Linked DNA regions of Homo sapiens: region 1 is linked to region 2. A link is a contact called in ENCODE POLR2A ChIA-PET data. All regions are on one chromosome and are shown on one strand. Each heading gives the region's core, a stretch centred on a gene start or an enhancer-like site at or near the end of the contact. The rest is flanking DNA. Distances are from core to core; before and after follow the strand shown.

Evidence for each region. ChIA-PET counts read pairs that join two places held with the same protein, here RNA polymerase II (POLR2A).
Region 1: POLR2A ChIA-PET joins it to region 2 with 10 read pairs in WTC11. The contact joins two enhancer-like sites. POLR2A ChIA-PET finds 5 or more read pairs at or near these places in 4 of 52 experiments (WTC11, activated B cell, activated CD4-positive, alpha-beta T cell and 1 more).

The regions. Positions count from the first base shown.
Region 1 is chr6:31,058,970-31,061,669 of GRCh38, reverse strand. It overlaps the pseudogene HCG22. Among named protein-coding and RNA genes, the nearest start is that of MUC22, 50 kb to the right of the region's middle. Within about 2 kb of position 1,354, at least 2 of the 41 ENCODE cell types and tissues checked have a DNase peak (open chromatin) inside an H3K27ac peak, as active enhancers do.
Region 2 is chr6:30,526,783-30,529,482 of GRCh38, reverse strand. No RefSeq gene overlaps it. Among named protein-coding and RNA genes, the nearest start is that of LINC02569, 12 kb to the right of the region's middle. Within about 2 kb of position 1,407, at least 22 of the 41 ENCODE cell types and tissues checked have a DNase peak (open chromatin) inside an H3K27ac peak, as active enhancers do.

The sequences.
Region 1 (2,700 bases), core at 105-2,604, 530 kb before region 2:
GGGGAGACTAGAGCTGTTTCTGTCACGTTTTCCTTCAGGTAATAATCTTGAAAATCCCCATAATATAAGCATTTCCTGGATTCTATTGATGACCAATATAAAACCAACATAAAGCTAATAGAAATGATTAGTCTTTACAATTGCACAGCCTAACAAGAGTAGAACGAGAACTGTCTTAAAATTTAAACGGTGCATTTGCATTAAGGGCCCAATAATCCCGCAGCTGACTGAGAGACTGAAGGTCTTGAGAGAGCTTGTACAGAGACGATCCATGAAAGAAGGAAAACATCAAGTGGCAAATGAGATTTGAGAAACTAGGCTGTAGCAATCACTACAATATTAATGTTGGAGCGAAGAATTCTTCAGTAAAGAAATATCATGCATTACATTAAACTACTGCTGTTACTTCTAACGTTATTGGAACAGTAGAGCTATAAGCATAAGGAGTTTATACTTCATTTTCTGTTTCATATATATTTACGTTTAAGCCAACATGGCGAGTTCTCAAAAAATCTCTTTTCCAGCCAGGCACGGTGGCCCACACTGTAATCCCAGCACTTTGGGAGGCCAAGGCGGGTGGATCACCTGAGGTCAGGAGTTCAAGACCAGCCTGGGCAACATGGTGAAACTCCATCTCTACTAAAAATACAAAAATTAGCCAGGCATGGTGGTGCACGCCTGTAATCCCAGCTACTCGGAGGCTGAGGAAGGAGAATCGCTTGAACCCAGGAAGTGGAGGTTGCAGTGAGCCAAGATCGCACCACTGGACTCCAACCTGGGCAACAGAATGAGACTCTGTCTCAAAAATATATATGTATCTTTTCCTTTAAAGGTGTTTATCACATAAGTCTGAGAAATATTGGTTTAATATTTATTTAATCAATCCAATTTTTTCACTTTAGTATTTTAATTTATTATTCCGTGTTTCCGACTCTGTATCATAATACTACAATTCCATTATTTAACACTGGTGGTGATGCTGCTCATAGTGGCATCAGTAGTGAGCAAACAATAATCAACTGTCTTCACATATCTTTGATTCTTTGGTTTTTGTCCTGAGCTCCTCACAGAGCTGTTATATCCAATGCCCCGGCCTTGTCTGTGGTCTTAGCCATCATTCATAGGTGCATGAATATGGTGCATTTGCATTAAGTAAGGACAAATCTCTTCTTCTATCAGGCAGGGCTTTTCTCTTAGAGGTTAGGTCTGGACTTCGTGTCCTCATTTCACACCGCGATTGACTAAGATGAGACTCATTTATTTGCTACGGTGGCCAGTCCCACACAGGTGCTCATACATACTTGCTGAATGACCAGTTGACTACATCCTGTAAATGTGACCCTTTGGCCTGGGTGGTAGGAGAACGCGGGCATAGTCCTCTTAAGAGATAAGTTGTATCCTTCAGCTTACAGGTAGACTGAGATAGACAGACTGGGAGACGTAGAGTGTTGAGCTCATGCTAGGCACTGAATAAATATTTTGTTAAGGCCAGGTGCGGTGGCTCATGCCTGTAATCCTAGCACTTTGGGAGGCCAAGGCGGGTGGATCACCTGAGGTCAAGAGTTCGGGACCAGCCTGGCCAACATGGTGAAACCCTTGTCTCTACTATAAATACAAAAATTAGCCAGGCGTGGTGGCATGCGCCTGTAATCCCAGCTACTAGGGAGGCTGAGGCAGGAGAATCACTTGAACCTGGGGGGCAGAGGTTGCAGTGAGCTGAGATCGCGCCACTTCACTCCAGCCGGGGCAAAAGAGCAAAACTTCGTCTCAAAAAAAACATTTTTTTTTTTTTTGGTTAAATGAATGAATGTAGAGATATGTCCCAGACAAAAACAGATAAAATTTGCTTTATTGATTTGATCAGACTTACCGAATATCTCTTATACCTGAGCTGTGTGTAATTCCTCAAAACCTGGTAGATAGGTAAAGGCGATTGTCCAGAGGAAGTAACCAAGGTCAGGCAGAATTAGGAGACACTCAGAGCAGATGGGCATCCTTCTGAGTGTCCTCCACATGCTTATTCCAGGGGCCAGCTGCCTTCCTCATGTGGTGGTCCCAGGGCTCCAGACTAGGGCGGAGGAGTGGAGGCCTGAGGATACACATCATGCTGTATAGTCTTGCAGAGGCGGATGAGGGGTCTCCTTTTTCTAGAACCAACTGTAGTCACTGCTGGGGTCCTCTTTATGGTGTACTGTAGTCCATGACATGGGGATGATAAATAACCCTGGTGGATGGATTTAATGGAGGCAGGAAACACTCTTTCTAGGGAGGAAGAAAATGGTTTGGTTTTAACACTCTGTTCTTCTCTTAACCCTGGTGGTTTGTAATTTATCACTTCTGCCCAGCCTGTTTCCCTGGCTCTGGGAGTCTGCTAGATGTCACTGTTTTCTTCAGATCCTGACACTGACTACTAGAGATCAATACTTGCCAAAAATGTGGACGACATTTAGGGGGAAAAAAAAGCCTTTTGTTTTTTTTTTTTTTTAGATGGAGTCTCGCTCTGTTGCCCACGCTGGAGTGCAATGGCACGATCTCAGCTCACTGCAACCTCTGCCTCCCGGGTTCAAGCAATTCTCTGCCTCAGTCTCTCAAGTAGCTGGGATTACAGGTGCCCACCACTATGGCTGGCTAACTTTTTTGTAGTTTTAGTAGAGATGGGGTTTCACCATATTGGCCAGGCTGGCCTTAAAGTCCTGACCT
Region 2 (2,700 bases), core at 158-2,657:
AGTAGAGACGTTGTTTCACCATGTTGGCCAGGCTGGTCTCAAACTCCTGACCTCAGGTGATCCAACCGCCTCGGTCTCCGAAGTGTTTGGATTACGGGCGTGAGCCACCGCGCCGGGCCAAGTTCTTCCTGAGGACCCAAACCCTAGACACTCAAACCAGTGGTCTCTCTGTCTCTTCTGCACCCACTCCCACCATCGTGCCCTGGACCTCAACAGGGGTTATGCTGGGTGAGAGGCTGCTAGATGTTTAGAGACACTGAAATCCAGGGCATGACTGTGGCCAGGAAGAAAACAAGGGCAAGAGAAAGATGCTAGAGATAAACTTCCTTTTTCTTTATTCTTCCTAAGGATGAGTCCAGCAGCCAGGTCCTGGGTGACTTTGTCCATTTAGGCACATAAAAAATGGACCAACATGGAAATGTTCACACACTCCCTTATTAGATGAGTTAGGTTCACACAGAAAAAAACAAAAAAAGTTTCCTAAAAATTGTCACCACTATGATGATGCACTTGTTCTGTGTTTTTGTTTTCTTGTTTTATTTTGATTCTTTTCTTTTTTTTTTTAAGAGACAGGATCTCACTATGTTGCCCAGACTGGTCCCACACTTCTGGGCTGAAGTGATCCTGCCTGTTTCCCAAAGTTCTGAGATTACAGGTGTGAGCCACCAACCATGCCTGGCTTTTTTTTTTTTTTTTTTTTTTTTTTTTTTTTTTTTTGAGACGGAGTCTTGCTCTGTCGCCCAGGCTGGAGTGCAGTGGCACAATCTAGGCTCACTGCAAGCTCCGCCTCCTGGGTTCACGCCATTCTCCTGCCTTAGCCTCCTGAGTAGCTGGGACTACAGGCGTCCACCACCACGCCAGGCTAGTTTTTCATATTTTTAGTAGAGACGGGGTTTCACTGTGTTAGCCAGGATGGTCTCGATCTCCTGACCTCGTGATCCGTCCGCCTCGGCCTCCCAAAGTGCTGGGATTACAGGCGTGAGCCACCGCGCCCGGCCATCTTAATTCTTTTATGGACAGTGTGAAGTAGACATTTTAACTCCATGGTAGAGGTGAGAAAACTGAGGCTTAGTAGCAATGCTTTAATTGGAAACATTTATTCACAAATAGATAAGACTCTAAAAAGAAAAAAAAAGTGATTCATGCGATTAGTCCCCACTTCTCAGGGAAAACCCTACAAAACACCCGAGCTGCTGGCTACAAATGTCATGGGTTTATTTAATTTTCCACGTGGTTGTTTCTCCCTGGCCAGTGAACATTTCATTTAGCAGGGAGGCTGGATCTGGCCTGCCATCTGGCTTTCGTGGTGCACTTTAGACTCTGGAGTTTGACAACAGCTGTTGCACAACCATGCCAGGAGGCCACCAGTCTTGGGACAATGGTTTCTCATTAGTTTGCATAAGGTAGAACAGAAATAGTAGCTGAGGGAAAACAAAAACTTTAAATAATTTAGGGATGGGATTTTCCTGGATGAGTCACATTTTAATGAGTATATCAATGATTCATTATGTATGAATGTTATGATGTGTGCAGAAGTTATTTCTTTTTTTTTTCTTTCTTTTTTTTTTTTTTTGAGACGGGGTTTCGCTCTGTTGCCCAGGCTGTAGTGCAGTGGCGTGATCTCGGCTCACTGCAAGGTTCACACCATTCTCCTGCCTCAGCCTTCCAAGTAGCTGGGACTACAGGTGCCTGCCACCGCACCTGGCTAATTTTTTTTGTATTTTTAATAGAGACGGGGCTTCACCGTGTTAGCCAGGATGGTCTCCATCTCCTGATCTCGTGATCCGCCCGCCTCAGACTCCCAAAGTGCTGGTATTACAGGCGTGAGCCACCGCGCCTGGTCTATGCACAAGTTATTTTTATCAGCTCTAACTGTCCTTAAGACCAAGTATCAACATGAACTCAACATAGAACCAGACCATCAAATGTCTGCATTACAAATTGTTAAAGCATCATTTTCAAAAATAATTAAGCATAATTAGTCATATTGCTCTCACTTGAAAGTATATAATTAATAATGTTATAAGGGCAAAATATTCTTTTTTCTTTTTCTTTTCTTTTCTTTTTTTTTCTTTTTTGAGACACAGTCTCACTCTGTCGCCTAGGCTGGAGTGCAGTGGTGCGATCTCGGCTCACTGCAACCTCCGCCTCCCGGGTTCAAGCGATTCTTGTGCCTTAGTCTCCCGAGTAGCTGGGATTACAGGCACCCGCCACTACGCCCAGCTAATTTTTTGTATTTTTAGTAGAGACAGGGTTTCACCATGTTGGCCAGGCTGGTCTTGAACTCCTGACCTCGTGATCTGCCCGCCTCGGCCTGCCAAAGTGCTAGGATTACAGGCGTCAGCCACCGCGCCCAGCCCTATTATTTGTATTTTGAATAAAAATTGTTATTTAAATTATTTTTCTTTATCATATCTTCTAAAATTTCTAATTAAAACACTTTATAATGTGCATAATGTATTGCTACAAAGCAACATACAGTTTAAAAAGTAGGGAAGATTTTTTTTATTTTTTATTTTATTATACTTTAAGATCTGGGGTACATGTGCACAACATGCATGTTTGTTACATAGGTATACCTGTGCCATGGTGGTTTGCTGCACCCATCAACTGGTGATTTACATTAGGTAGTTCTCCTAATGCTATCCCTTCCCTAACCCCCAACCCCCCCACAGGCCTCGGTGTGTGATGTTCCCTGCC